7 separate regions of the Mus musculus genome follow, and all the other regions are linked to region 1. A link is a loop called in an ENCODE intact Hi-C map of the cell type or tissue named here. Cell type or tissue: left cerebral cortex. All regions are shown on one strand.

What was found. Peaks named below come from ENCODE experiments on the same cell type or tissue, not always from the same donor. Only the 100,000 strongest peaks of a DNase experiment are listed, where the experiment ranks them.
Region 2: it touches region 1 in a loop (2.2-fold over the local background); 8 of 42 quality-filtered maps call a loop at or near these places.
Region 3: it touches region 1 in a loop (2.1-fold over the local background); 21 of 42 quality-filtered maps call a loop at or near these places.
Region 4: a loop joins it to region 1, with 2.2 times the contacts of the local background. A loop is called at or near these places in 9 of 42 quality-filtered maps.
Region 5: a loop joins it to region 1, with 2.2 times the contacts of the local background. A loop is called at or near these places in 2 of 42 quality-filtered maps.
Region 6: a loop joins it to region 1, with 3 times the contacts of the local background. A loop is called at or near these places in 3 of 42 quality-filtered maps.
Region 7: a loop joins it to region 1, with 2.8 times the contacts of the local background. A loop is called at or near these places in 7 of 42 quality-filtered maps.

Annotation. Positions count from the first base shown.
Region 1 is chr10:99,260,972-99,264,971 of GRCm38, forward strand. It overlaps Dusp6 (dual specificity phosphatase 6), which reads left to right and starts at 2,260. Exons shown (of 3, transcript NM_026268.3): 1 at 2,260-3,120; 2 at 3,573-4,000. The coding sequence starts at 2,721. In left cerebral cortex, CTCF peaks have their summits at 884 and 2,091; DNase peaks (open chromatin) are centred at 322, 820, 1,259, 2,181 and 3 more places; H3K4me3 peaks cover 4,000 bases; H3K27ac peaks cover 3,855 bases.
Region 2 is chr10:99,530,650-99,534,649 of GRCm38, forward strand. No RefSeq gene overlaps it. Among named protein-coding and RNA genes, the nearest start is that of Gm35035, 72 kb to the left of the region's middle. In left cerebral cortex, a CTCF peak has its summit at 2,388; DNase peaks (open chromatin) are centred at 2,245, 3,099 and 3,648.
Region 3 is chr10:99,200,439-99,204,438 of GRCm38, forward strand. No RefSeq gene overlaps it. Among named protein-coding and RNA genes, the nearest start is that of Gm34574, 30 kb to the right of the region's middle. In left cerebral cortex, no CTCF peak of the experiment used is centred here; a DNase peak (open chromatin) is centred at 1,572; H3K4me3 peaks cover 656 bases; H3K27ac peaks cover 312 bases.
Region 4 is chr10:99,397,927-99,401,926 of GRCm38, forward strand. No RefSeq gene overlaps it. Among named protein-coding and RNA genes, the nearest start is that of Gm34983, 60 kb to the right of the region's middle. In left cerebral cortex, no CTCF peak of the experiment used is centred here; a DNase peak (open chromatin) is centred at 2,344; H3K27ac peaks cover 1,659 bases.
Region 5 is chr10:99,362,119-99,366,118 of GRCm38, forward strand. No RefSeq gene overlaps it. Among named protein-coding and RNA genes, the nearest start is that of Gm34921, 93 kb to the left of the region's middle. In left cerebral cortex, no CTCF peak of the experiment used is centred here; a DNase peak (open chromatin) is centred at 2,172.
Region 6 is chr10:99,105,876-99,109,875 of GRCm38, forward strand. It overlaps Poc1b (POC1 centriolar protein B), which reads left to right and starts at 1,207. Exons shown (of 12, transcript NM_027740.7): 1 at 1,207-1,348; 2 at 1,917-2,001. The coding sequence starts at 1,334. It overlaps Galnt4 (polypeptide N-acetylgalactosaminyltransferase 4), which reads left to right and starts at 2,260. Exons shown (of 1, transcript NM_015737.4): 1 at 2,260-4,000. The coding sequence starts at 2,540. In left cerebral cortex, a CTCF peak has its summit at 2,214; DNase peaks (open chromatin) are centred at 955, 1,177, 1,562 and 2,234; H3K4me3 peaks cover 2,591 bases; H3K27ac peaks cover 1,926 bases.
Region 7 is chr10:99,614,271-99,618,270 of GRCm38, forward strand. All of the region lies in intron 1 of Gm20110 (predicted gene, 20110), which reads left to right. Among named protein-coding and RNA genes, the nearest start is that of Gm20110, 7.1 kb to the left of the region's middle. In left cerebral cortex, a CTCF peak has its summit at 1,740 (motif pointing left); DNase peaks (open chromatin) are centred at 1,256, 1,713 and 3,531.

The DNA of each region.
Region 1 (4,000 bases):
TTCAGACTCAGAAACATAGGTACAAATGCTTAGAGCTCTCCACCAGTGTGCAAAGATATTATTATCAACCTCCCAACTGTCTGGTGCTTCACTTCAAATTTTGGTAAAGAAAAACCCAACCTGCTTCCCTCTTCTGTTTGGAGGTTGAGGCTTGTCCTTCACGTTTCCGCGGAGCACCCCACTTCCCTCCTCCTAACCATTGGTCCCACAGACTGAAATGTCTCAGGGTGGGAAAACCTGTAACAGATGGGGAAGGATCTGGGGGCGTCAGCTGCAGCACAGGCCTACCCCAGCGGGAGTTGGAAGCTAGCCAATGAAATATGGGCGTTTTGTTCCCAGTGCTGCCCAAAAAAGGCGCGGAGAGAGGTTGGAGGCAACCCCCATTTTCATCAAAACGCTCCTTCTGGGGCGCCTGCCTGCGGGAGGGCTCCAAAATTGGCTACTTGGACCTCCAAGTCGCCCTGTTTTAGCCCACATTTCCCAAACCCCGGAAGAGGCGGGTGATTAAAAATGCAAATTGCTTTGCGGGCGACAGTAGGTAGGACCCGGCTGCGAGGCGCTGGGCTGGGGAGATCCCGTGACCTTAGACGCCCTCCGCGCCCCGGATTCGGGAAGGGCCGCAGCCGGCGCTTCCGCCTCCCGGTCGCGGCCGGACAAAGCCCAGCTCCTTTCCCTGGGACCCGAGGGGCTGACCGGATCGGGACGCGCGCCTTCCGCAGGGCCCGCCGTCGCCGCACACAGGTGGTTTTCCGTCCGGGAGGGGCGGCCTCTGCACTTTTATATAACAATAGAACCGAGCGCGCCGGGGATGCGCTCTTGTCGCCGTCGCGGCCCCCGCCGGCCACGCCTCCATCCGGCTCCGGTGCCGCCTCCGTCCTGAGTTGCCTGCGGGTGGTGCCCATGAGACTTCCCAACCCTAACTCTGGAACCATGGGGTCCAGACAGGGACACCTCTGGCTCCTTTTCCGCTCCAGGTCTCTCACTAGGCGACGGTTCCGCGACGGCCTTACAAGCGATCACGGGGTCGTCGCGTGTCCTGCCCCCCCCCCCCCATCCCCCAGAGCAGCAATGCTGCGGCCAAAGCGCAGCGCGCAAGCGCGTTTGGAGCTGCTAGCGTGCTCCTTGCGGGGCCCGGGGACCGCTGCAGCCTAGAAAGGATAGGGGACCGGCCTCTGTCCACAACCGCCACTGTTTACGCTTGAGTTCCCGCAGGCTTGCAGGTCTCCGGGGTGCAGGAAACGTTGGTGAGGCCTGTCGTCCCAGGCACCTAACCTAGGCTGCCTTGCCAGACCGGTTCCTCTTAGAAACCAAACTCTGCTCTTGGCTCCAGATCGTTAAAGGAGCTCGACTCCCCAGGCTCGATGGGTGACCGGTGATGGTGGTGGGGAGCAAGATCTCCGGAACAATGGCTCAGAATGCCCCCACTTCACCGGAGCAGAAGAAAAGTGCAGGGATAGCTGACAAGGTTTTGGGTGCTTACACCACCCGCCCCCCCCCCTCCGCTGCCGCCAAGAAAGTTGAGAAAGCCCGGGGTTGGGGCGCTTCTGGTTTTCTGGACAACCAAACGCTTGTTTGCTTAGTTGCTTTAAAATGTTTCAACAAAACACTAGTTTGTTTCTAGAGATGTTGGATTAGCATTTAACACTTCGTTGGGTCGCTAAAGCCCAGGCAGTCCACCAGTCCCAACACAGCCTCGCCTAAAAGGACATTAGAACAAACAGAACTAGACTTTTAAAAGAGCCAAACAAATGCCACACACGATCTAAAGGAGGACCGGGTTGGGGGTGGGGGAGCAGGGGCGGCGCTATGGCGGGCTTGGATCTAGCGTTAAAGAGAATTAAAAAGGGGGAAAACCCCTCAAGTTTTATTAAGGCTAACTTAAGATTGTAAGCGTCGCGAATAAGGGCTTTTGTGCTTGCTAATTGCACTACTGGTGCGCAAGAGTTAGACGCGAAGTGTGAACTCTAAACAGAAGGAAACACGAGACAACTTTAGTGCCCTGGTTTATGTGCCCTGCTCCTCCTCCACCGCCGCCTCCTCTTCTTTCTCCTTCCTCCCGCCGAGCCCGCAGTTGCAGCTTGTTTGCACTGGGGCTTATCCGGAGCGGAAATTCCTTTCCGTTTTTGTGAATGACAAACTCATTAACAATTCATCAACACAACCTGTTCCAGCCGGCCCGTCCCCACGGCAACAGCCCCTTCCGCAGCGCGCTCATTGGCTGACCGAGAGAATGTATCCATTGAGACGCTGGCTGTTTGTATCCATTGAGGAGCTGCCTCGCACAGGGGGTGTGCTCTCGCGGAGTCCTAGGGACTGTGAGCAAACCCAGTCTTGAATAATCCGGCGAGAAACACCGGGTTGGATCCGAGGTGCAGCCTCAGAGGGAAGGATTAAGAGCCGCTAGACTTTTTTTCTTTTCCCTTTTTCTCCTCTCAGTGGCACGGAGTCCGAATTAATTGGATTTCATTCACTGGGTAGGAACAAAACTGGGCACCTTCATTCAGAGAGAGAGATTCATTGACTCGGAGAGTGATCTGGTGCAGAGGGACCACCGACTTGACTTCTGTGTCGCTTTCCCTAACCGCTAGCCTCGGCTTGGGAAAGGCGAGGCGGAATCAAACCCCGCTCCGAGAGCGGGAGCTTCGCGCAGCGTGCTCGGCCTATGCCTGCCTCGAGGGGCGTCTGCTAGGCACCCCGCCTTCTCCTGCAGCTCGACCCCCATGATAGATACGCTCAGACCCGTGCCCTTCGCGTCGGAAATGGCGATCTGCAAGACGGTGTCGTGGCTCAACGAGCAGCTGGAGCTGGGCAACGAACGGCTTCTGCTGATGGACTGCCGACCACAGGAGCTGTACGAGTCGTCACACATCGAATCTGCCATTAATGTGGCCATCCCCGGCATCATGCTGCGGCGTCTGCAGAAGGGCAACCTGCCCGTGCGTGCGCTCTTCACGCGCTGCGAGGACCGGGACCGCTTTACCAGGCGCTGCGGCACCGACACCGTGGTGCTGTACGACGAGAATAGCAGCGACTGGAATGAGAACACTGGTGGAGAGTCGGTCCTCGGGCTGCTGCTCAAGAAACTCAAAGACGAGGGCTGCCGGGCGTTCTACCTGGAAGGTATGTTGTGCGCCCCGGGTGCAGGGCTCCGGGCTGGGACTGCAGGCTGGGGAAAATGTTAGCGAGGTAGCGATCGCCGCTTGCATTGCGCTTAGGGGAGCTAGCTGGGCCACCGTGGTAGCTTCTCCTTCAAGGGTTAATCAGGCACCTTTCTTTGGGTAGGTGTAGGATTAAGGTTCACAAGAGCTGGAAACGTAGTTCAGGGTGCAGCTTGGCACCTCGCAGCTCCTCGAAATATTAAGAAAAGTAATCTTGTGCATTTCCAGATTCAGGAGAATAAGTGTTCCCAGGGTAAGCAGCGGGTAGTGTTCCTAAAGGTGCGCATTGAAGCGTGCTTCTACCACTGCCGGGGGTTCCTAGGGTGCCTGTCCATAGTGTTCTTTGTGCTTCTCACTAGCTGTAAATTACTACAGCTTCTCCGGTTACAAGATTGCTTTTCTTGTTTCTGGCAGGTGGCTTCAGTAAGTTCCAGGCCGAGTTCGCCCTGCACTGCGAGACCAATCTAGACGGCTCGTGCAGCAGCAGTTCCCCGCCTTTGCCAGTGCTGGGGCTCGGGGGCCTGCGGATCAGCTCGGACTCTTCCTCGGACATTGAGTCTGACCTTGACCGAGACCCCAATAGTGCAACGGACTCTGATGGCAGCCCGCTGTCCAACAGCCAGCCTTCCTTCCCGGTGGAGATTTTGCCCTTCCTTTACCTGGGCTGTGCCAAGGACTCGACCAACTTGGACGTGTTGGAAGAGTTTGGCATCAAGTACATCTTGAATGTCACCCCCAATTTGCCCAATCTGTTTGAGAATGCGGGCGAGTTCAAATACAAGCAAATTCCTATCTCGGATCACTGGAGCCAAAACCTGTCCCAGTTTTTCCCTGAGGCCATT
Region 2 (4,000 bases), 270 kb after region 1:
ATCGAGGATCTTCAATTGATCCCATGTCAATCAGAATTCTCAATGTCTAGATGTTCATGTCCCAGGGGATTCTATATTCTATCAAGGAGGAAACGCACGGAAACCTGACCTGCTTTTTTTTGGTTGCCCACATACGATTCACCGTTTTTAAAAATAATTATTCCTAGACCCTGATCTCTGTCCTATTGGATCAGAATCTCCAAGGATTTGGAGAGGAAATTGGTAATTTTATGTAACTCTTCAGGTTTTTGACAATCAGGTGTCACATTCCAGAGATTACCTCAAGAGACTATTCTATCCTTAAGCAGAAAGAATCTTACATCAGAGCTTTCAAATTTGAGAATTCTTTATATATGGTGACTGGATAGACTATATTTCTTTATATCAGATAGCCAGATAGAAAATATATCGCTTTAAGAACATACAGATTAATGGGGTGTATATCTTCTGAATAAAAACATCTCTCATGACTACACTGACATTTTTTGGATAGATTTTTCACCCAGTGTGTATTCTGAGTGGAAAATTTGATTTAGGAATCTTCTTTGAGCATGATGATGCAATTTTATGGTTTATCTATTTGGACAGCTAGACTCCAGCTGAGCCTGAGGCTTCTAGACTACAAAAAGCATCCAGTTGGGCAGCAGCTTAAAACAATATGTGATACTCAAGAGACTTGGAGTGATTTATTGGATATGCTCAGTGAATTAAGAAATGAGAATTTCTTGTCTTGACTACTCTAGTTTATCTTGGATATTAGCCAAGTTTCTGTCTATCTGTCTGTCTCTCTGTCTCTGTCTCTCCCCTCACTTGGTAATGTCTGTCTATGTGTTTCTGTCTCTCTGTCTTCTCACTTGGTGAGACAGAGTCAATTGCAGAAAAAAATATTGATTTTTGTAATTGTTTCTATCTTGGTGGCCATTATTAGGGGCTAGCACTAAAATAGAAGCCCACACACACCCAAATTGGCAGAGTAATAACTCATTTAGTGCTCATGACCAGGAGGCAAAATATGTTAAGAGAGAGAACACAGAGAACCATGGGTCTTCAAGGCTTCTGAAGGAGCTAGTAAAATACCAGTGGTTTAGTAATAGATGGAGATCAGCCAAGAGTGTGCAGTAAACCCACTCTGCATAAAAAAGGCAGGCAGCAGCTTGACATAACTGCTGTCACCAGCCTTGAAGAAACAATTGAAGAATTGAAGAATTGAAGAAACAAGTGTGCCTGCCACTCAAATGCTTATCAGAGTCCTTTCTGAGCATTCTCACTGCATAGTCACCTTTTTTTTTTGTTTTTTTTTGTTATTGTTAGTTTTTGTTTGTTGTTTTCTTTTCCTAGATAGGGTTTCTCTGTTTAGCTGGCCTCAAACTCAGAGATTCTACTGCCTCTGCCCCCCAAGCACTGGGATTAAAGACCTGCACCACCTCCGCAAATAACTTCTCAGTTTCCAGGCCTGGCTTCCACTTTGTCGTATTGAGCTGTTAACATGCAGTTCCACCGGAGACTGTTAATTTAAAACTGCTGAAATACCAGGAATTTGTATGGGGGTGGGGACACATCTTTAGTTAAACACGAGTCCCATCAATCAGACAGTCTAGTCATGAGGGGAAAGGCTGGTGGGGTTCTTTTCAGACAGAAAACAACGAAGACCAGTGAGAAAAGCTGAAAACAACGAAGAAAAGCTTCGGTGTGCTGGTTATGTTGGCTTTCAGACAGGCAATGCCAGAGTTTTGCTTTTTAGAAAGGAACCTTTTCAGGCCTTTCAGGAGGCTTACACATCACAAACATACCCGTATTAGCAATGTGATTGTCATAAAGCAGAGATTTCTCCTTTCTCCAGGGGGCCTACAGTTCTCCTTACAGCCTGTTCTGCTGGTTAGGGGAGGAGTTTAATCATGATGATGGACAAACGCGCACATTTGCAACCTCTTTCTCGGCTCTTTTTCTTTTTTCCCTTTAGGGAGAGAAGTTTATCTTTTCCTGTCTCTTTATGTCCCCATGAATCAAAGTGTATGGAAATCAATGTGTCACGGATGAAGTTTCCCAAACTTCAAAGACCAGGCAGGTGCCCTTGAGCACAGAAGGAACAGCCTGCCACCCAAATGGTCCCAAGCATTCCCTCCCCCAACCTTGTTTCCCCTAAGCAGGCAGATCCTGGGTTGTTCAGGGTGTTCTGAGGGCATTTGGGAGCTAAAACAGATGTCTTAACATAAGTGTTTCTTCCCATTTAGAGGAAGAATACGAGAACAGCGTGGGTTGTTCAACTTGTGTGTTTGGAGATGGAAGGCTACTGGAAGCTCTGCCAAACCCTTTCTTCCCTCAGGCTCCCATTTACCCTGGGATGGACCAACCAGCTTTTAAGCCTGGCCTTGGATATCACGTTTTGACAATGGCTCACCCTGCTGGGCATCTGCTTTTCTGTTTTTGATTATAATTCCTTTGAGCCCTTTGACTATATAGGCTCTGAGATAATGAGAAATCAGGATCAGTGAGGATTGAAAAAAAGGAGGGTACCATTGTATATATAACATAGTGTATATGCTATATTTATATACATTGTACAGTACAATACAATATTTATATACAATATAATTTATATTATAATTATACATAATATAATATAATATATTTACACAACATAAATAATCAGCATGCATATACATAGATACCTATGGTATACAAAAGTATACCTACCCTACAGATAAGCAGATTCTCACATGTCTACATATACATGTGATATTTATTATATATTAGTTATTAGCTATGTGTTATATATACATATATATATATATGTGAATGCATATGTTCTATAGCCTTTTGTATCTTCTTGTACTTCTTTTTTCTTCTCCTCTTCTTTTTCCACACAGAACTGCTGAGATTAAAAGGGAATTCCCAGCCTTCTTTCTGACAGGATGAGGAGGCCAGACAAGTGAGCTCTGGTGATTCTCATGAGTGCAGAGCTGAGACCGGAGACCTCCAGGAAGCTTCCTTGCTGGAGAAACACTGCAGACTCTTGTCTCAGGCACTCCCGAAAGGGTGGGCTTGCTGCCTACAAGATTGAGGAAGCCAGCTTTGGCTTGGCCTGAATTCACGGACATCTTCTCCTGGATATCTCCAGGGCTTTTCTACCTCCAGCTGCGTTTACTAAATGCACAATGCACTCTTCTTTCAAGCCCATGAAGGGGTGGATGTTGGGATGCTTCATTTAGTATCTAGCTCACTTTCATGCCGTAGGAAGTATCTCCCTTTGTATTTGAAAATAGACTTTTCCCTTTCATGGTGGGGCTGGAGGGAGAAAGGGGGACATACTTTCTCCAGCAAAAAGGTGCCAGGGAAGCTACCTATATGTGAGGAAAAGGAAATAGAAGTGATATTTAAAATTACATTTAGGTAGTACTTGTGTGGATTATGAAATACTGAATGCATAAAGCTAAGTATTGCCTGCATTTAAGAACTGACTCCCTCTGTGGATTCACCATGTGGGAGAGACAGTGACCTGAGAAAAATTAAGTATAGTCCACTTTTGGTATTTCCATTAAGTGACCACCCCCCGGTGTCACTAAATATGACAGATCTGGGTAATTCTCTTGTATGCTTTCCCTAGAGCCTTTTACGTCCTTTCCGTGGGTTGGCTTGTCATCCCTGGTGATGTAAGAGCCGGGAAAAAGCCATTCACTGTGTAAGTTGAACACCACAGATGTTCCCTGCTTGTGTCCTGATTTTTCAGACGTAAATCTCAATATTCTGGAAGGCTCGATAGGAAGTTCTGGGAAATAATTACCGAAGGAAAGAAGTTTTAAAACAATGGCCAGTGCAGACAAATGTACAATGTAAACAAACCAAGTCTCCCGTGCACTTCCTTTTCAGCCATAAATACATCTTTTCCTCTTGAGGTGGGGGGTCTTACTGGTTCCCTGTCTACAGTGTCCTTGGCAGAGTTAGTTTACACTCCATCTAGCCTTCCCTTATAGACTTGGCCTTCCAGTCATCCATTTGAGAG
Region 3 (4,000 bases), 61 kb before region 1:
CCTGAGGCCTGGAATCACAAGCACATGCCACCCCATGCGCAACAGTATTTCTTTTTTTTTTAATAAACAGATAATTATATGTATTTGTGAAGTTTACAGTGATAGTGCATGTGTATAATATAGAATACTCAAATCAAATTAGCTTTTCCATCCCCTTAAACAGCTATTGGTTTTTGTTTTGTTTAGTTTTATTATGCATACTTATTGTTCATGACATTATAAGAGGACATTTTCATGCAAGTGTATATTATACATATTCTCTATATGCTCATTCCCCTGCTATTATTTATTTGGGTGGACACTAACTCAGGAACCAGGCCTCACCACACTATAAAATGTTTGAGTCTCACCCAGCAACACACACAAGAACACAGCTATTAGAAGCAGGGAACTAGGCCATGGTGGCACACGCCTGTAATCCCAGCACTCGAGAGGCAGAAGCAGGTAGGTCTCTGCAAGTTCCAGGCCAGGCTGGTGTTCAGAGCAAATTCCAGGACAGCCAGGCTACGAAGAAAAACTGTCTCACTAAAAAAGGAAAAAGAAAGAAAGAAAAATCTGCCGCTAAAGTTCTGATTGGCTAAGTCTCTGGTGTATGGTTCTCTCCCAGTTGTTCTCAGAGATGTGCAGGGTAACAGCACTGCCTCAGTCTAATGGCCTTTCAGTTCTTTCAGCCAAAGATTAGTGTGATGTCATTTCCAGATGGATTATGTCTAATTTCTCTCCAGGCCTTGCCCCTTGACCTAGGTTGCAGTGTGGCTAACAGTTGTGCCTTCTCCATTCTGGTTTGACATTCGCAGAAGGCAGACAGTTTCATCTTTAACGTTGCCACTTGGTTCCTAGGAACAGCTCAGCGATGGGTTGCTGAATAAAGGAGTGTTCTCACTTGAGACATTTTCAAAACACAGGTCTTCTCTTAGAGCCCAATGCAGTAAAAAGTAGAATGTGTGAACTGGCACAGCCAGGGTAATTTTTTTTTTAGTGTATGTGTATTTGAGAATGAGTGGTCATTACCATACCCTGGTATTTGTTCTATTACTGAGCCCAGTAATCGTCTAGAGGCTTTGAAGCCAGACTCAACCTGGGCCATTCTCTACTAGTCTGACCTGTAGAGAAATATCCACAAATCTTAGTTTCTTTGCTTCTGAAAGGTGAAAATAATTATATACGTTGTTTGCAAAATGGTCTATACAGTAGCCGTTACAGAGAAACTGTTCAATAATTGTGGGCCGTTATTTATACATCTTATCACTGGGCTCCCTTCACAAGTAATATAATTTCCATTGTCACTGGAAGGGGCACAGACTAATATTAAAGAGGTGGAGAGTGAAAGTATAATAGTTAATACTATATTAATGTTTCATTTTTTTTAAGTTCAACAAAAAGAATAAGTACATAAAAGAAATTAGCATCTCATATAAAGAAAACCTTAGGGTGCTGGCCTAAGGCCAGCCATTGAATAACTCCTGAGGAACTGGCCTGAGAATGCTAATGCCTTGATTATAACTAAAGGCTTGGCAAGCACAGGAAGTGGAGGAGGGAACTGGAATGTGAATCAAGTGAGTGTCATTAAGAAAAAGATTTGCCTGCACCTCTTCTTCCCAGCCCTTTGGCTATTTGCAAAACAAATAGTATTTCCTCCAATTTTTTTTTCTCTCTCTATAAAGATAAGCCAGCCGGGATCCTTACCTCACATTTCTTTGCTGGGTGGGAGGAATTTCACACATGCAAGGGAACTGGAAGATAACCATCTGTCTCTAGAAGTCTCTTAACTACCAAAAGGATAAGGTCATCAGAGTACTTGGTGATTTGAGTCAAATTAATCATAATTAGCCCATGAGCAAATTTAATAATAAAACAGAAACTAGATGTTGTTCTGAAGTGATGGCATACCAGCACCACGTGGTATATATATATATATATATATATATATATATATATATATATATATATATATATATATTGTTCCCAAACGGCTTATGCTTTGGTAGCGGGCACGGGTTTTAGATTTCACACAGCAGAGGGTTGAACATTGAACTCTAGGAACATAGTGTGATTGCCTGGCTGTCTCCAGCTATGACTCAACCAGGTAACAATGGCAGCCGGCAGCCTGGGCTTGCTAGGAAAATAGGTCAATAGTTTGTCATGAAGCAGAGGTCACAGTAGGGACAGAGAGGGATAGTGTGCGTGCACGTATTATAAGGGAGGATGGTTTGTGTTTTCCTTGGAGTCAAATGTCAAACATGTTCCTGTTAGAAACAGACATCGTCGCCTGTGTGGTAGCCCAGCACTCAAAAGGCAGGAGCAGCCAGATCTCTGATTTAGAGGCTAGCCAGAGCTGCATAGTAAGCTCTGTTTCCAAAAGCAACTCCCAACTTGAAACTTTTTACAAATGAAAGTGCATTCCAGAACGAGGCAATAAAAGAAATGATCACTGAGAAAGTAAGTTTCAAAAACAAGAGTACGTGAATAAAAATCATGAATAGAATATATATATATATATGTATAATATATATAATTCATACCAAAACTAAGACTGCCAATATCTTTAGAAAGTAGAGTTCAGTTGATATTTGTGATATGAAACTATGCAAAGCTGTTTCTGTGTAAGCTGATTTGGCTTTTTATCAAAGGAGATAAAGATTGGCTACTTTTGTGTTCGGGACCACCGATATAAAGTTAGTTAATATTCTATGCACCATGGATTCTCGGCGTGAGTAGTCAAGTGGTTTTGTTTCTTCCTTTAATGTTTAACAATACAAGAAATGTGAGAAAGGAAACTTAAGTTGTAGTAAATCGAAGTATTTTCAATCAAATTAGACGGGACCAAGTACCTCTCTAAAATTTTAGAGTAGCCATACCTGAGGAAGAGGGCCTAAGAAGAGCAGAGTAACTAACTTTTTGAAAATGAGATTAGTCATTGATCAGAAGAGAAAGCACTTGTTTCACTTCCCGAAATATTTGAAATGTGGTGGCCTTAGAGACCGGCCATGACAGTTATCACTGAAGATTTCCAAGTGGGTGGTGACAAATTGAACTGTAAAATGTTAGTGTTTTAGTCCTGGCTAAAATGTATGCTTTTCATCTACTCTTAGGGGAGGCAGAAGATGCGTGAGCCAGGCTGCCATTGCACTGCCACCCCCACCCCCCACCCCCACCCCCCACCTCTTGGAACTCAGACCCCTGCGCTTGCTAGGCGAGCCTTCTACCGCTGAGCTAACGCACTAGCCCTCTTTAACCCCGGGTCTCATCCTGTATTGTCACACTTAATCCTGCAGACTTCAGGCTTGCGATAAAAAAGGAGAACAGAGGCCAGAAACCTCGGCCAGCACACCCGCTCTCCAGTTCTTCGTCCGGTTGTATCTGAGCTGCCACGAAAAAAGATTAATCCGGAACAGGAGCTGAGGAAAGGGAGGGGAAGAGAGGAAGAGAAGGAGGCAGGCGGATTGGGTGGGGGGAGACCTCCCCCTCTGTCTCTTTACTTCAAACCAAACCCGTCTACTGCTTTTAAAACTATTTCGAAAAATAATTTCGTGTCCACAAAGTAGTACCTGTTAAAAGTTTTGAAATTAAAAAATACTGAGGGGGGGAGGAGGAGGCGGGAAGGCGTGTTTTCTGATGAGACGCTCTTCCGCCTTATTCTGTTTGCCCAGGATCCTCCGGCTGGGGAGACAGGAGAAGGGGAGAGCTCCCTGGGCGAGGCGTGTTTCTCCGGCTGGATGTTGGATTTCAGGGAGCAGTCCAAGGTTGGGACGAAGGACTTTTTTTGCTGAGATGGCTTCAGGATACTTTTGCCTGAATTAGTTCTAATGAAACACTATCCTACCTCAGGTTGTTTCCTCTCCTTAATCCCTGGAGGAAATCCCTTTGCTTTTCAGAGATAAAAAGTTAGTAGAACAAAGAGACAGTCAGGGAAGCGGCTGGGCCTTCGCTATAGAATTTCACTGAAGCCTGTCCAAGCCCCGGGATAGAGCCGGAGGGCTGTACTGTTTATTCCTACACC
Region 4 (4,000 bases), 140 kb after region 1:
TGTTTAGGCCAGTTGCATTCGGTTTTAGGTTTGTAGTAGGTCTCGGGCCTACCTAGTATCAGGTGCTTGGCTGCCCAAGCAGTGTTAGGTATGGGCTCCTTCTCATGGAGTGGGCCATAAACCAAAACAGACATTGGTTGGTTACTCCCACAAGATCTGTGCATCTGCCATGTGCCATCATAGTTTGCAGGGAGCACAGACTGTAAGTCAAAGTTCTGTGACTGCTTTGTTCATTAAAAGAAAAATGGACTAGCTCAATGGGGCATTCTTTATGAAACATATTAATTATGACTTTTCATTGCAAGTGACAGAAATGCAACTTGCAGCTGTGTAGGTGAAAGAAAAGAGTAGTAGAGAATGTAACTGGCTCTGCAGAGTTCTAAAAGCAACTTTTCATCGTCAGATATAATTGTTGTCCCTGTCTGAGTCTTACTGTTGTAATAAGCCCATTCTTTCTAGTTCTTTCTGAACCCTGGCTGGCTGGTTTAAGTCAGCCATCTTGGCTTAAAACTCTTCTCCAAGCTGATTGATTTAAGCTGGCTTCTGACTAAATTGCTCTGCTTGGCCTCAAACTAACTCTGGCAATCTGATCTAATCTTCTGGCTCCTTTTTATTCTCTGGCTCACTCTGTCTTCACCTACAACCTGTCTCTGTAAAATTGTCCCAGTAGAAACTTCTCACCCCCCGCCCCCCAACTTACCTCGCTCCATCCCTTTCTCTCTCAGCTGCTCTGGTAAGTAGCATGTCTTTCCTGTCTCTTCTCATGAGAGTTGGGACTATCCTGTCTTTGACTAATTTTGTCAAATCTTTCTCTGATTTGTCACTTTGTCTGCCCCCTCAATTAGATATCACTTTCAAAAATAGCTGCCTTATTCCACAAACTAAGTTTGCCTTGATTGTTTGTGATTAAAGGTGTTTACTAAGGATGTGTCTGTATTCCAGCCAGAGGGATTAAAGATGTGTCATTCCAGCCGGATCACACAGACACAGAAAGCGTTTGGATGTGATCCCTGATCCCGTCCCAGAGCAGCCGTGCTGTTGGATTAAAATTCTTCTACATAGGGCCACTGGACACAGGGACCCAAGTGATGTCAGGCCTCTTTCTTGTCTAGCCTCATTCTTCGTAACATGTTTGCAGCTAGGACTTTTTCACCAGGTCACCTCTTCTTGCATGCTTTCAGATTAGCATCTTAAGCCTTTGTATCAGAGAGGGGTGGCCCTTTTTCCTGAAGTGCCATCTTTAGTTTGCCCAGAGGGTCCAGCCTCTGATATATGGATCGGTTACTATAATTGATGGCTCCCTGATGTATGTGCTGGTGTAAGGTATAAGCATTTCCCAAAGAAAAGAGAAAAGCAGATGGAACTGTACCTAGGAGGAAAAGACGACCAGAAAGATGAATTAGGCTTATTCATTACAGGACCTAAAATCAAGTATGATGAGTATTGGTCAGGGTTCTTCAGTGAGATACAACCCATAGGAATCATATAGATATAGGTGGATTCATTGACACCGGTGATAATTTATTATAGGTCTTAGTTCATATGATTATAGAAGCAAGAAGTTCTATTATCCACCATCTGTAAGCTGGAGAACCACAGAAGCTATCAATTCCAGAGGCCCAACAACTACAATGCCAGTGATGTGAGTCTCAGTCTCATTTGAAAGGCTTGGGCTTGGGAAGAGAGAAGGCCAGTGGTGGTAGTGCCTGTCCAAGCTTGAGCCTAAGAATCTGGAGGGCAGATCCCTCTGCAGGGAGAAGATGGGTCTCAGCTCAAGTAGAGAGTGAACTCACCATTCCTGTATCTTTTTGTTCCATTAAGGCCTTCAGTAGACTGAATGATGCTGGCCTGCCCTGTTGAGGATGTATTTTGCTTAGCCTTTGCTGATTCAAAGGATAGACTCATCTGAAAATATCCTAACATATTCCCAGAGATATTTTACCAGTGATGTGGGCATCCTTAGCTCGGTTTAGATGGCTCATAAAAGCAATCACGACAATGATATAAAAGGAAACATTTTTTAATAGATATTAAATTAGGAAAAAAAATCCGTAAAGCAGATAACTAGACATCGACGATCCTAAAGTTGGTGGTATGAACTGATGATTTATCTCTGTTAAACTTCTAGCCTTGATGGTGGGAAGAAATCTACACCACTGAATGTTCATTTCACAATGAGGTACAAAACACAAAAGGAAAAAAAAAATCTTGTTTCTCTCACATTCATACCTCACTTTCAAGGCTCAAAATAAAAATGATTTGGCTGGCTTCATATGGAAGAAAGTGTAGTTCTGATGACTCAGTGCAGGCTTTGGATTAAACTCAGCTGCTTCCGGACTCTAGAAAAGGAGCTCCATCTAAGCTTTGCAGTTCTGTGTTCTCTGAAGATGGGATGCCAAGCGCTCAAGTTTCCTACAGAAACTGTGTGAATTCCATCAGTTAAAAGTGTGCCCAAAACTATGGCTCTCGGTAGGCGTCTTGCTGCTCACTTTCCCTTAAATGTATGCCGTTTGCTATCTCTGTAATTTTTAGGTGTTAGTCGTGTTTTTCCTAAAAATATTTCCCTATTACCTTCTGTGAGGTGTAACGGCAATAAGGTTTTCAATGGGGATGGAAGGCCAAAGGCAGAGGGAACGTATATGATGTATTAAACTGGTTATCGAAGAGATCCAGGTCCAGGGCCACTGGGAAAGATTTCCAAGTTAGAGTGGAACAGTGAAATCAGAGAACGCTAGAGTTCAAATGTACCAGCAAAGCCATGGCCCCAGGAAAAGCGAGGGGGTACAGGTGTGTTCTCCTTCCTGGATGGCAGCCCGAGTTTCACTTGCACCAAGCTCTCAGCTTGATGGGTAGTTGAGAAATGAATGAATGACTTGGAAGGACAAGTTAACCCTATCCTTGTCTTACACCAGACATTGTCTTGTTGAGCTCAGGACAAAGTAAATAGAGGACAAGCTAAGAAGTATTCTTGGATTGTCACCAATAGCCTCAAAGGGAAAAACGCCTGAGAAATGTGTGTCTGAGATTGATTGTCTCTTCTGTAGGCTCTTGTGTAGTTGCTTTGTTCAACACTTCATTTTAAATAATTTAATAATACATATTATATAATAATCAACATGGTTTCTATAGCAAAACTATTGATATAAAGCAAGTTGAGAAAAGTTACATGTCCAGTAGAAGAATGGACTTGACCAATTTCTTATCAACCAGTTTAAGCATAAATGCAGCAATGTACTTTGGAGAATTACAGGCCTTGTAGTCTGGCAAGAAATTCTGCTTATGTTCGTTCTTCTTACTGAATTGAGTATGCCAGTGCTTGCTCTCCCTCTGTCCCCCCACCCCTTCTCTCTCTCTGTGTCTGTCTGTGTGTGCATGAGTGTGCGTGTGTATGTGTATTGTGCTGTGTTTAATGTCAGGATTATACTAGCTTTGTAAATTAAGCCAGGAGGATTAGGTCTTTCTGTACATCCTGGAATCCTGGAATTGTTTATATAATGTAGCAAGTATCTATTTCTCAAAAGAATGTAACCACATTGTTATAGGATTCATTGTGAAGATTTGGCTTGGTTTGTGAATGAGTATTTTTTTAAAAAACATCCAATTTATTTCAGGTCTATTAATCTATCCAGTCTGTTGAACTTTTTACATTAACATTTGATTAAATTTCATATTTTGATGAGAATTTAGGAATTAAGACACTGGCACACAGAGTCACTTTTGGAGTATGCTCCCCTTTACAGCAATGAACATTACTTCCTTTCTCCTATTCATGCACCATTTGTAGATATTGAAATGTTTTCTGGCTGAGCCATGGTGAAGCACACCTTTAGTTCCAGCACTCAGAAGGCAGAGGCAGGTGGGTCGCTGAGTTCGAGGCCAGCCTGAGCTACAGAGTCAGTTCCAGGTCAGTCAGGGATACACAGAGAAACTCTGCCTCAATAAACAAACAAACAAACAAACAAACACATTCAACAACAAAAAAAACCAAAACAAAACCAAA
Region 5 (4,000 bases), 100 kb after region 1:
TATTATTTTTTAACATAGGTGTCTCAGGTTAGCCTGGAACTTACTCTGTATTGAGGCTGGTCTTGAACTCCCAATTCTCCTGCCTCTATTATCAAGGGTATTATTATAAGGGTGTAGCATGATGCCCAGTTCTAAGTTCCCATCTTTTTGGTGAACCTTTGTACTGATAGGCAGAGCTCTAGCTCTAAGGAAAAATGAGAGGAATATGCAGGTGGGGTTCATATCCTCCCTTCAAGAAGTCTACCTCTTGTCTGCTTCTATGATGCTGGCCACTCTGGGTTTCAGGAGAGCCTGAGGTAGGACTCTAATTTGGGCAGCTGAGTATTCGGCATGCTTCAGTGCAGTGGCAACATAATAACTGACAGGGAAATTCTCCTTTGGAAAAAGAGGCGAGGCCAAGACTGTCCAGTCACTAGGCTCTGGCGGTCCCCAAATCCTGTTGGAGCAGAATTAAGGAAGACCTCTGGTCCCAGGAGAGGAGAGACTCTCCTGGTCAGCATCTGGAAGCTGTTGGTGTTACCTTCAAGGAGGAGCTGTCTCCTTGCATTAGCAGTTCTGGTTACATCGAAAACAGGTCCTGGGCAAGTGCCTGCTTTCTCAGCCTCTTTTGGGCAGGTGGAAGATTTGGGTTCCAGGGGTTGCCTTAGGGCTTGACTGGACACAGGCTTGGCTTGTGGATTCAGTTCTTGCCCCAAATTAATAATGTATTAAAATAAATGTGGTATATTTGTTTCTGGTTAGTGCCTCTGAGTATATAAGGCAATGGCAGTCTGCCTCCCTCTCTCTCTCTCTCTCTCTCTCTCTCTCTCTCTCTCTCTCTCTCTCTCTCTCTCTCTCTCTCTCTCTCTCGTTTTTAGGCTTTGATTTTCCCTTCCTGATCCGTGATCCTTGAGCTGGGCTTGCTATTCTGCCTCACTGTGTTAGCTTTCTTATTAAAGATCAGTCGACTGGGCTGCTTAGACAGTGGGGATTTATTTCCATTCCGTCCTTCTTTTCTTTTCTTTTCTTTTCTTTTCTTTTCTTTTCTTTTCTTTTCTTTTCTTTTCTTTTCTTTTCTTTTCTTTTCTCTTCTCTTCTCTTCTCTTCTCTTCTCTTCTCTTCTCTTCTCTTCTCTTCTTTTCTTTTCTTTTCTCTTCTTTTCTCTTCTTTTCTCTTCTTTTCTTTTTTTTTTTTTAGACACTTAAGATTAAGGTGCCTGCAGATTTTCTCCTGAGCCCTTGCTTCTTGGCTTGTAGAAACCAATCTCTTCCTGTGGGTTCAAATTGTCTTCACTCTGTTTGCCTGTGACTTGGTTCCTTCTCCTTTAACACCAGTCATATTGGATGAAGGTCTATACTGCGGCCCCATTTGAATTTAATGCATCTTTTAAAAATAGGAATTCCAAATCCAGTCCCTTCCTGAGATACAGAGGTTGTAGCATCGTGTTAGCTACCCTTCTCAGTGCCATGGTGAAACACCTAGCAAAAGCAACCTAAGGAAGGAAGAGTTTATTTTAGGAAGGAGGGGCTTGTAGTTTGAATGCATGATGTATGACTATAGATATCATGACGGCAGGAGTGCAAGGGAGTTGGTCCCATTGCGTCTGCATTTGGAAAAAAGAATGGGATGTCTTACCCACTTTCTCTTATGACACAGCCCAGGACCTGAGTCCACAGGACAGCATCACACAGAAGCCCTGTTGGTATGACTCCTAGAACTCTCCATCCTACCACATTGACAACCAACAGTATTTATCACAGGTATGGTCATGAATGAGGATGGGCACAGTTCAACCCACGAAACTACCCTTCTGATATGCATAGAACAGGCTTGGATAGGACCATCTCACAGAAATGGCTTTATCCAAGCCCGTTCTCTGTATAAATCGTTAAGACAGAAGCTAGAAGTGGAATTTTTCCCTTGCTAAGTCTATGGATTCTCTCTATAAAGAGCTCAGTGTGAGAACAGGGAAAAATGAGCAGTTTTTTTTTTTCCATCCTTAAAAGTCTCCAGATGTAATACACTGCTCCAAGAACGTGGGCTGCAAACCCTGGGCAGATTGTGTCCACTGCCATTTCTGAATGTTCTTAGCTATACCTGTAGCTTCTCTTTCACAAGTCTTTACTAAGAAGGGCAAGAGCCAACCTTCTCTATTGTTGTAACATGTGACCTAGGTACAAAGGCTAGCTCAGTGTGGGGAAGTATAGCAGGAGCTAGTTTGAGTATAAAGCATAGGGCTCCAGATGGCTGGCTGGCTGTTGGTTGTGTATGGTTGCCACTTGACGCCCCACTCAGATGCTAGTGCTACGCTTTAAGGGGGATAGGACTAACCGTTTCTTAATTTAGGAGTCTTCTTTCTGCCTCCGTGGAAAGCCCAGCTGCTGGCAAGCCAGAGCTGACATGGTGGGCCTCCGCTCCTTGTATTTGAGGTGCAGATGCTTCTAACCTTCTCCTGTACCATTTTGTGGATGTGCCTTTTATTGCTGTGTCCCCTGTTAGCGTTGCAGGTATCACTTTCCTATTCCAAGGATCTGGGTGAATAAAAGTATCTTAGTTAGGATTTCCATGGCTCTGACGCAAAGCAACTGTGACCAAAGCAACTCTTATAAAGGACGTTTAATTGGGACTGGCTTATAGGTTCAGAGGTTCAGGCCAATGAAATCATAGAAGGAAGGATGGCAGTGTCCAGGCAGACAGACATGACACTGTAGGAGCTGAGAGTTCTACATCTTGTTCTGAAGGCAGACAAGAGAAGACTGACTCCCATGTGGTTTGGAGGATCTCTTGCCCACCCCCACACTTCCTTTTGAGAGGCCAAGCCTACTCCATCTTGGAACTGGCCCCCATCTTTAAAAAAAAAAAAAGGTGTAAGAACTTGACCCACAGCTAAACCCAAGCTATACCCAAGTACCAGGAAGAACCCCACGGCTTGTCCTTGGCCTGAGTTACTCCATAGCTACTTCCTAGCAACAGTAAATCAGAGATTAGTCTGGTTGTTTCAGATGTGCTTTCGGGCCGTTTGTGATTGTATACAGTCTTGCTTCAGAGCACCCACCTGTCGGCTTACAGTAGTTATTCTATTAGATAACTGCCAGACTGGCTACCCTCTCACTTAACTTCTGTTCCCTACGAAACCTTGTCCTGCTGAGGGTTCCAGGCTGCTCCACCTTCCTCCTGTGTCAGGGTTGGTGGGGAGCTGAAGCTGGAGCTTAAATTAAGAGACGCTAATGTGATTACATCGGAATCGGCTCTTTGGTGGTCTTTTGGGGGTTCTTGAACGTTTCCTGGCACAACCCTTTAATAAGGCCACACCTATTCCAAAAAGGCCACACCTCCTAATAGTGCCACTACCTGAGCCAAGCATAATCAGTCCACCACAAAAAGGAATAAGGAAGGGGTCATTTTCCTTTAAAACGATATCAAATTATACTCATATTCTATAATTGCTTTTAATTGGGAAGGATTCAGGGTTACAGGAGTATATTTGGGCTGGGTAATTCTATTATTATTGTTGTTGTTTTGTTTGTTTGTTTGTTTGTTTTTTAGACAGGGTTTCTCTATATAGCCCTGGCTGTCCTGGAACTCACTCTGTAGGCCAGCCTGGCCTCAAACTCACAAATCCACTTGCCTCTGCCTCCCAAGTGCTGGGATTAAAGGCATGTGCCTCCACTGTCTGGCTTGGGTAATTCTTGAGACATCATTTTAGATAATAATGATAAAATAAGGGGGACTAAATTCAAGAAGACAATGGAACTCTCTCCTACAAATAGGAACATCTGTTCCTACGTCCTGTCCGAAACCCTTCCCACTTGCTTCAGCTACAGAAGAGTAGCTATTGGTGTTCCTAGAAACAGTGAGATGGCCAATCCTGGGCCAGCTTGACTACAGTGACTAATGCCCAGGGAACTGGTAAAGTACAATTCTGGGTGTGTCTATGAGAGTGTTTCCAGAGATTTTCTTATGGGGGAATGTGGAAAATTGATGTCGAATAATACAAACATACAAACTTGATTCCTCTTGA
Region 6 (4,000 bases), 160 kb before region 1:
GCCTCTGATCCTCCTGCCTCCACCTCCCCAGGGCTATAGTTACTGATGCCAGGTTGTGTTGATGAGGGCGCTGGGAATACAAGCAAGGGTTTAGTTCATTAGGCACTCTCCAACTGAGCTACATCCCAGTGCCAAGTTCTTGAGGGGAGGGAACTATGTTGGCATTCAGGGGTTTGTTTTGTTTATAACAAAGTTTAGCCCTTGGTGTCAAACATATAACAGATATTTAACATCCACCCATGTGTCAAACTAATACGGTATTGCACTTACATAATTGCTATATAGTGGTTAAGACTAAACGCAAATACAGCGAGGGAACCTGTAATTACTACACTTTTTATTTACACACAACATGTACCTTACCAGTTTATCACGACATTCCACTGCCAAGAAGTTGTGTTCCGTATGTAATTTTCAGCTGAGTCTTTTATGCTCCGGGGCAGGGTTTAATGCTGTTGTTTGTTGTCGAGGGGTATGAAGAAGCATCAAAATGTGGCCTTCCATGTACAAACTGCCACCGACAACATTCTCTAGCTTTGAAACCCTGTTGCTGAAGCACAAATGATAGTATGTGTGGGGAAAAAAAAAAGTCTAAAGTGGGGACCGTTATTGTAACCACGTGGTCTAGAAACTTTAAAGTTTCCAAGTCTTCCGACCACTTCAGGTGTGTGTGTGAGTTTAATAAGGCATATGCAAACAAGCGGTTGAGAACAGAATAAATCAAATAGATAATAGAATACTATTGAATAAAGAAAAACAGGGTGAACATGTGAATAAAATATTACCCATCATGTGCTGCCAGCATTTGTATCTATAGTACGTGCAAAACCAGTAATTGAACACAAGGAACTTAGTCCCGCTCAACGTCCTGTTACTGTCTAGCTTGTGCACCCAAGCTCCCCTCTCCGGAGTAGCCGAGTTGGGCGCCGTTCTCTTTAAGGTGTAATAGAATCCTGATTGCATCGATCACCGACTCTCCTCCGCTTCGCCACCACCGATCACATCTCTCTCTCTCTCCAAGTCCCAACCCGCTTCCCGACAACAACCCGGTAGTCCGCTACCTCCGAAGCTCGCGGGGCTCGCTGTGTGCGCGCGCGGCGGACCCCCCGCGGCGCGCTCCCGCCAGGCTCTCGGCTGTCGGCAGCGCGCGCGCGCGCGGCGTCTCGGGGCTCGTCTGGCCACGCCTGGAGCGCGGGCTTTGATTGGGCCGCCGTTGTTGTAGTGACCGGGAAGCGCCCGCACTCCAGTCTGACGGTTCCGGGCGCCGCACGGTCCCCCCTCGTCCCCACCCCTCCCTGGTCCCCCAAGGCCCCGGGCGCCGTCCGCTCCCCGCATGGCCTCCGGCCTGGTAAGGTCCCCGCCGCTACCGGAGCCGATCATCCTTGGGCGGCGGGACCGGGAGGAGGGGAACCACGCCGAGTCTGGCAGGCCTGGGAGGTAGCCCCGAGACCCGGAGCTCCGCAGCTCGCTCACCTCCCCGGAGCGGGACGCCGTGCCCGGGTTGAGCGGTGAGCGCTGCTCCCGGAGAGATCCCGGCGCTCGGGGCTGAGGCGGAGCTGGCTCCGGGACTCGCCGGCTGGGTTCCCGCGGCGCGCCTGCGTCAGAATCACCAGGGAGGTTTAAAGAGCGCGGGAGGCTTCGGCGAGCATCTGCAGCTCGGTGCGGTGGGCGGGTCCCTCGGCGGCTCGCCCTGGTGCCTGGGCTGGGGGTTCCTCCCGATGGTGGGGACCCCTCCGGATGGAAGCTGGGGCAGTGCCCGAGCCTCTCAGCCGGGTTGTAATGCCCACGCCTCTCTCGCTGCCCGCTGATGCTGCGGGGTCCTCCTCTTCGATCCCGGGGGACAGGCAACGTTGACGTCTGATGTCGAGAGCTGGAATTCTGCACCTGCTTTCAAACCTAACAACTTTCCATCCTAGGAGGATCCGATTCTGGAACGTTCTTTTAAAGGTCACAAAGCTGCCATCACCTCCGCTGACTTCAGCCCCAACTGCAAACAAATTGGTAAGTTGTTTTTGTTTTTGTTTTTCCTTTCTTTCTTCTTTCCTTTTCTGACAGTAACCAAAGCTCACTTGGCAGAAAGCCTTTCTTCCATCCCTGCCTGAGTGAGCCAGGCGCGATGGGATGTACCCGGCCACTCTGGGTCCCTGGGTCTTTGCTGGGTAAGGACTCGACTGGTCCCGGCCTGACAGACAACTTTCGTGAACTAACCACCAGGAGGAGTGAGTGGGAAGGGGAGGGGTTTGTGATCGGCCCGAGGAGGGTGGAGTATTGGCTGGAGAGTTTGTGAAAAGTTCTGAGACGAGCAGGAGGAAGTGGGGACCGACCAGTTGAGCACCACCAGAGGCCGGGGAGCGAGGGGGTCTCAAGTGACCCCTGGGAAACTCCGGTGTCGGAAAGGAGCCGAGCGCCTACATGAAAGGAGGAACCTTCTCGGAAGTTCGCCCCTACCTGAGCCGGGAACTCCAGCTTCAGGATCCGCGGCGCTTTCCCCGCGTGCTGGCTCGGTGGCCGCGTCTACACACGACCCGTGAGGATCCGGATGGCCGTGAGGTGGACCTGGGCAGGCAAGAGCTGCCTGCTGCTGGCCCTTTTAACACTGGCTTATATTCTGGTGGAGTTCTCAGTCTCCACTTTGTATGCCTCTCCAGGAGCCGGCGGTGCCAGGGAGCTGGGGCCAAGGCGGCTCCCGGACCTTGATACAAGGGAAGAGGATTTGTCTCAGCCTCTTTATATAAAGCCCCCTGCAGATTCCCATGCTCTTGGGGAATGGGGGAGAGCAAGCAAACTCCAGCTCAACGAGGGGGAACTGAAGCAGCAAGAAGAACTTATTGAGAGATATGCCATCAACATTTACCTCAGTGACAGGATCTCCCTGCACCGCCACATAGAGGATAAAAGAATGTATGAGTGTAAAGCCAAGAAGTTCCACTACAGGTCGCTCCCCACCACCTCCGTTATCATCGCCTTCTATAACGAAGCCTGGTCCACTCTGCTTCGGACCATTCACAGTGTTTTAGAAACTTCTCCAGCTGTGCTTTTAAAGGAGATCATCTTGGTGGATGACTTGAGTGATAGAATTTATTTGAAGGCGCAACTTGAAACTTACATCAGCAACCTGGAGAGAGTTCGCTTGATTAGAACCAATAAGAGAGAGGGGCTGGTCCGGGCCCGTCTAATTGGGGCCACTTTTGCCACCGGGGATGTCCTCACTTTCCTGGATTGTCACTGTGAGTGTAACACTGGTTGGTTGGAACCACTTTTGGAGAGGATCAGTAGAGACGAAACCGCAATCGTATGTCCTGTCATCGACACTATTGACTGGAACACTTTCGAATTCTACATGCAGACCGGGGAGCCCATGATTGGTGGGTTTGACTGGCGTTTGACCTTCCAGTGGCATTCTGTCCCCAAACATGAAAGGGACAGGCGAACGTCAAGAATTGACCCCATCAGGTCCCCCACCATGGCAGGAGGACTGTTTGCTGTCAGCAAGAAGTATTTTCAGTACCTGGGCACCTATGACACTGGCATGGAAGTCTGGGGAGGCGAAAACCTTGAGTTGTCTTTCAGGGTTTGGCAGTGTGGCGGCAAGCTGGAGATCCACCCATGCTCGCACGTGGGCCACGTGTTTCCCAAGCGCGCGCCCTATGCTCGCCCCAACTTCCTACAGAATACCGCGCGGGCGGCCGAAGTGTGGATGGATGAATACAAAGAGCATTTCTATAACCGAAACCCCCCAGCTCGGAAAGAGGCCTATGGCGATCTTTCTGAAAGGAAGTTACTAAGGGAACGGCTGAAATGTAAGAGCTTCGACTGGTATCTGAAAAATGTGTTCTCTAACTTACACGTCCCCGAGGATAGACCTGGCTGGCACGGAGCCATCCGCAGCATGGGCATCTCTTCCGAGTGCTTAGATTATAACGCTCCCGACAACAACCCTACGGGGGCTAATCTTTCGTTGTTTGGATGCCACGGTCAAGGAGGCAATCAGTTCTTTGAA
Region 7 (4,000 bases), 350 kb after region 1:
TCAGAAGGGCCAGTGCCAGAGCTTGCATGCAGCTTTCAAACCTGAGTCCTAGCTCGCTATCAGCCCTTTCTCCTGAGTCAGACATCAGTCCTTTCTAGAGTCCTGTACATTACCCTAGCTATACAGATGCCTGCTCTTTTGCCTCCATGAAGAGCTTCCATCAACAATGCTCCAATGAAGTGCCTTGAGAGCTGTTTGGCTATTTGCATGTTATGTGCATGATATTGTAAAAATTCCAGTCTTACCCACCTGCCTTCCCAGTGGTGAACCATCATCCTGCTGCTGGGAGCTATAAGTCACACTGCCTTCTTTTCATGTCTGTACTTTGTGAGGAGCTGTGGGCATGCACTCAGGAAGGAGCTCTCTGGACAGAAGGTTATGAGAATGCCTCATCTGCTTAAATGTCACTAGGTCCTCTTGTTATGCCCTCTTTCTGTGGGAAAACCAGAAGAACTCGAGAATTTCGAAGTCCACTGCAATTTGCAAAAGGGTCCTTTTATTTAGCTCGGGTGCTTTAACACTTGAAGAGTTAGAAAGTCTTTGAAAGCTAAGGGTGAAGGGGAGGGGAAGCCGGTTAGGTGAGTCTTAACTCAGACATGATACCATTTAGTAGGGCAGAAGTGCAAGGCTGGGAGGGGGACTAAAGAGTATCTTTTGTGGGGCTATCAGGAACTAGTTTTATGGCTGGCCATAAATGTCTGTGACCACTGATTACCTCTTTTCTATGATTTAAGCGTGGGGACCCTAATCTCTTTTCTTCAAGGATAGGCACCAGCTGCACCTGGTTATCTAGGAGAGTGCTGGCCCTGGAGCCACCGAAGCTGAGGAGCTTTTATTTGTCTTACTCAGGCTGTCACTCTCGACTCCTTGAGTCCTCTTGGAGTGGCTAAGGAGATGGAATGAACCCCTACATTTGATGCAAGGGGGTAGGAGGATCAAGGCTTCCAAGGGGCAGTGTAGAGGCAAATGGCAGAAGTAAGCCTTCTTCTCAGGGAAAGACCCTAGGGGGAAGGAGGACTTCTGCAGGAAGGTGCAGGAGCAAGCCATCTGTGCACCTCAGCCTCTCAGGCTGCTGTGCTAGTAAAAAATTCTACATGCTTCTCAGTACCTGGTGGTTTTTTCTATGTCCCTATTTGCCAACGCATATGTAACATCTTAGAAGTTTGGGCTTTCGTGTATTTCCCTTTGCATAATTCCTAAACGTTTTCCAATGCGAATTCTTCCTTATATGATTACGATCGTGAACAAGTTTGCTCTCCAGAACAGATTACCCTCAGTACACATGTGCCAATACAGGCAAGCAATTACACGTGCATACACAGATGCACACACATATACCACTGGCCTGTTTTCCTTATACATGCAAAGTATGCAGAAAGCTCTTTTCCCCCCGACAGACCTCTATCCACCTACCTTCTTTTCTTCATCTCCACTCAAACCTAGTGAGAGCTTGTTCCCCTCTTTCCCCCAAGTTCTACTGAATCCTGCTAACATGGAAAAGCATGGTCTGGTTTAATGGATATGAATATATGTTTGCAGTAGAAAAATGAGTTTTTTTTTAAAAAAATCAGATGATGAAGCTGCAAAATATAACTAACTGTAGGCAACGTGAACGAGCAGAAGAGTGGTACCCAAACTGACTTAGCTGAGTCCATTGTCTATGAACCCAGCCTATTCATGGCAGATGATGGAACGCCATCTGCTGGGTGCCTTGTTATTACTGGTCTCCAGACGTGTCTCTACTCTGCCACCTAGTGGCCTACCCTGCTGCTGCAGCACACACTTGCTCAGAAAGAAATTCAGGATTTAAACTGACATCCACTACTAACTAACCCCGGCAGCTCCCTTGAGATTTATAGTAAAGGGATTTCTTTCATCTACCCCGGGGTTTATGAGGGTAGGAGGATAATGTTTGGAGGTGTAACAAAATCGTCTCTAAATCTTACCGATGCAGTTCATACAGTATTAGTGTTGATTCATTGTTAAGGATCACTGTCATCTGTTGTTCAAGAACACTAACAAACCATTGATTCTGAGAAATGTGTTTAAACCTTAAAGGTAAATAATAAGTTAAAATGTATGCTTTCCTCCTCTCTATGGGGCTCCGTATGCCTCTCTGGGAACTTTTTGAGGTCTTCGTATTTTAATGTTGTATCCAGTTTGTCACACAGGCCCAATGGCATTAGAATAATCCCTCTGTGTCCCAGGGTATTGGTTCCAGGGCCAATCTACCATTATGTTGTTCTTTTTATATAAAATGGCATAGTATTTGCATATTAACCTGTGTAATCCTCCATCATGCTTAAAATCACTCTCAAGTAATTTATAATACTTAATATGTACAAATGCTATGTAAATAGTTGTCCTAATGCAATAAAGAAAAAGTCTCAGCCGGGCAGTGGTGGCGCACACCTTTAATCCCAGCACTTGGGAGGCAGAGGCAGGCAGATTTCTGAATTCGAGGCCAGCCTGGTCTACAGAGTGAGTTCCAGGACAGCCAGGGCTACACAGAGAAACCCTGTCTCAAAAAGACAAAAAGAAAAAAGAGAAAGTCTCTTTATGTGTGCTCAGTACAAAAGCAATAATATTTGAATACAATAATATTTGAATAAATACAATAATGTTCGAAGGTTGGCTGTGGCAATGCATGCCTGCAGTCCCAGCGATCAGGAGGCAGAAGCAGAGGATTCATTAAAATTTGAGACTAGTCTGGGCTCTCTAGGGAGTTCCAGAACAATTAGTCCTAGAAAACAAAAACAAAACGAACGGAGAACAGAAACATAATCCTCGTTTGTTTCGGTCTATCCATGTGGACATCAGGAATATGCAAGGTTACCCATATTCCATAAATATTTGTTGAGTGAGTAAAATAATTAACTTCTACCTATATGAATTGTGATTTAGTGTCAAGGAGACCAGATAAAGACTCCATTTCTGATATCAGACAAGAGTGTAATGGACTTCAAGCTTATAGATGACAACGTGAGCGAATGATATAGGAGATGAAGCATTTCAGATAATGTAAGCTAAAATAGAATGGCATTTGCTAGTTAAGATCATAAATCACTGGCCTTTTATCTTTCTAAATTTTAAAAGTTGTTTTTACACATTTACATGTAAAATACACAGGAACACATGCAAAAATATACAGAGCTACATATATTAAAAAGTAAGTATGGGTTTAACAAATATAAATGGTGTAGTTTTGATGGAATTCCTTGAGTTCAAGTTTTCTTGGTACGTAATGTGTGTAGGAGGTCATTTTGTGACATAGTCAGAAACCTAGAGAACTTTGCTTAGCACCCTGTCTTGGCTAAGGTTTCATGGCTGTGAAGAAGACACTGTGACCAAGGCAACTCTTATAAAGGAAACCATTTAATTGAATCAGTCCATTATCATCATGGCTGGGAGCATGGCAGCATGCAGGCAGATCTGGTGCTAGAGGAGCTGAGATTTCTACACCTTGATCTGAAGGCAGTAGAAGGAGATTGTGTGTCATACCGGGCAAAGCCTGCCTCCACAGTGACACACTTCCTCCAACAACGCAACACCTCCTAACAGTGCCACTCCTCGTAGGCCTATGGAGCCAATTACATTCAAGCTATAATAAACCCACAAAGCTGTCCACAGTATACATGTCTCACAGAGCTAAGATATTTCATCTTTTGTTCTTACAATCCTGCCTATCCACTCTTGTTTTTTTCTTTTCTTCTTTTTTTCTCTTCCTCCTCCACCACCACCTCCTCCTCCTCCTCCTCTTTCTCCTCCTCCTCCTCCTCTTTCTCCTCCTCCTCCTTCTCCCCCTCCCCTCCTCCTTCGAGATAGGATTTCTGTGTAGCCCAGGGTTGTCGTAGAACTCACTCTGTAGACCAGGCTAACCTTGAACTTACAGAGACCCTCCTGCCTCCACCTTTCGTGTGCTGGGATTAAAGGCATGCGCCACCACAGCCCGGTACAATCCTTGACTGTTGTCCTCAGTGCACATGTTTCTCTCGGTTAT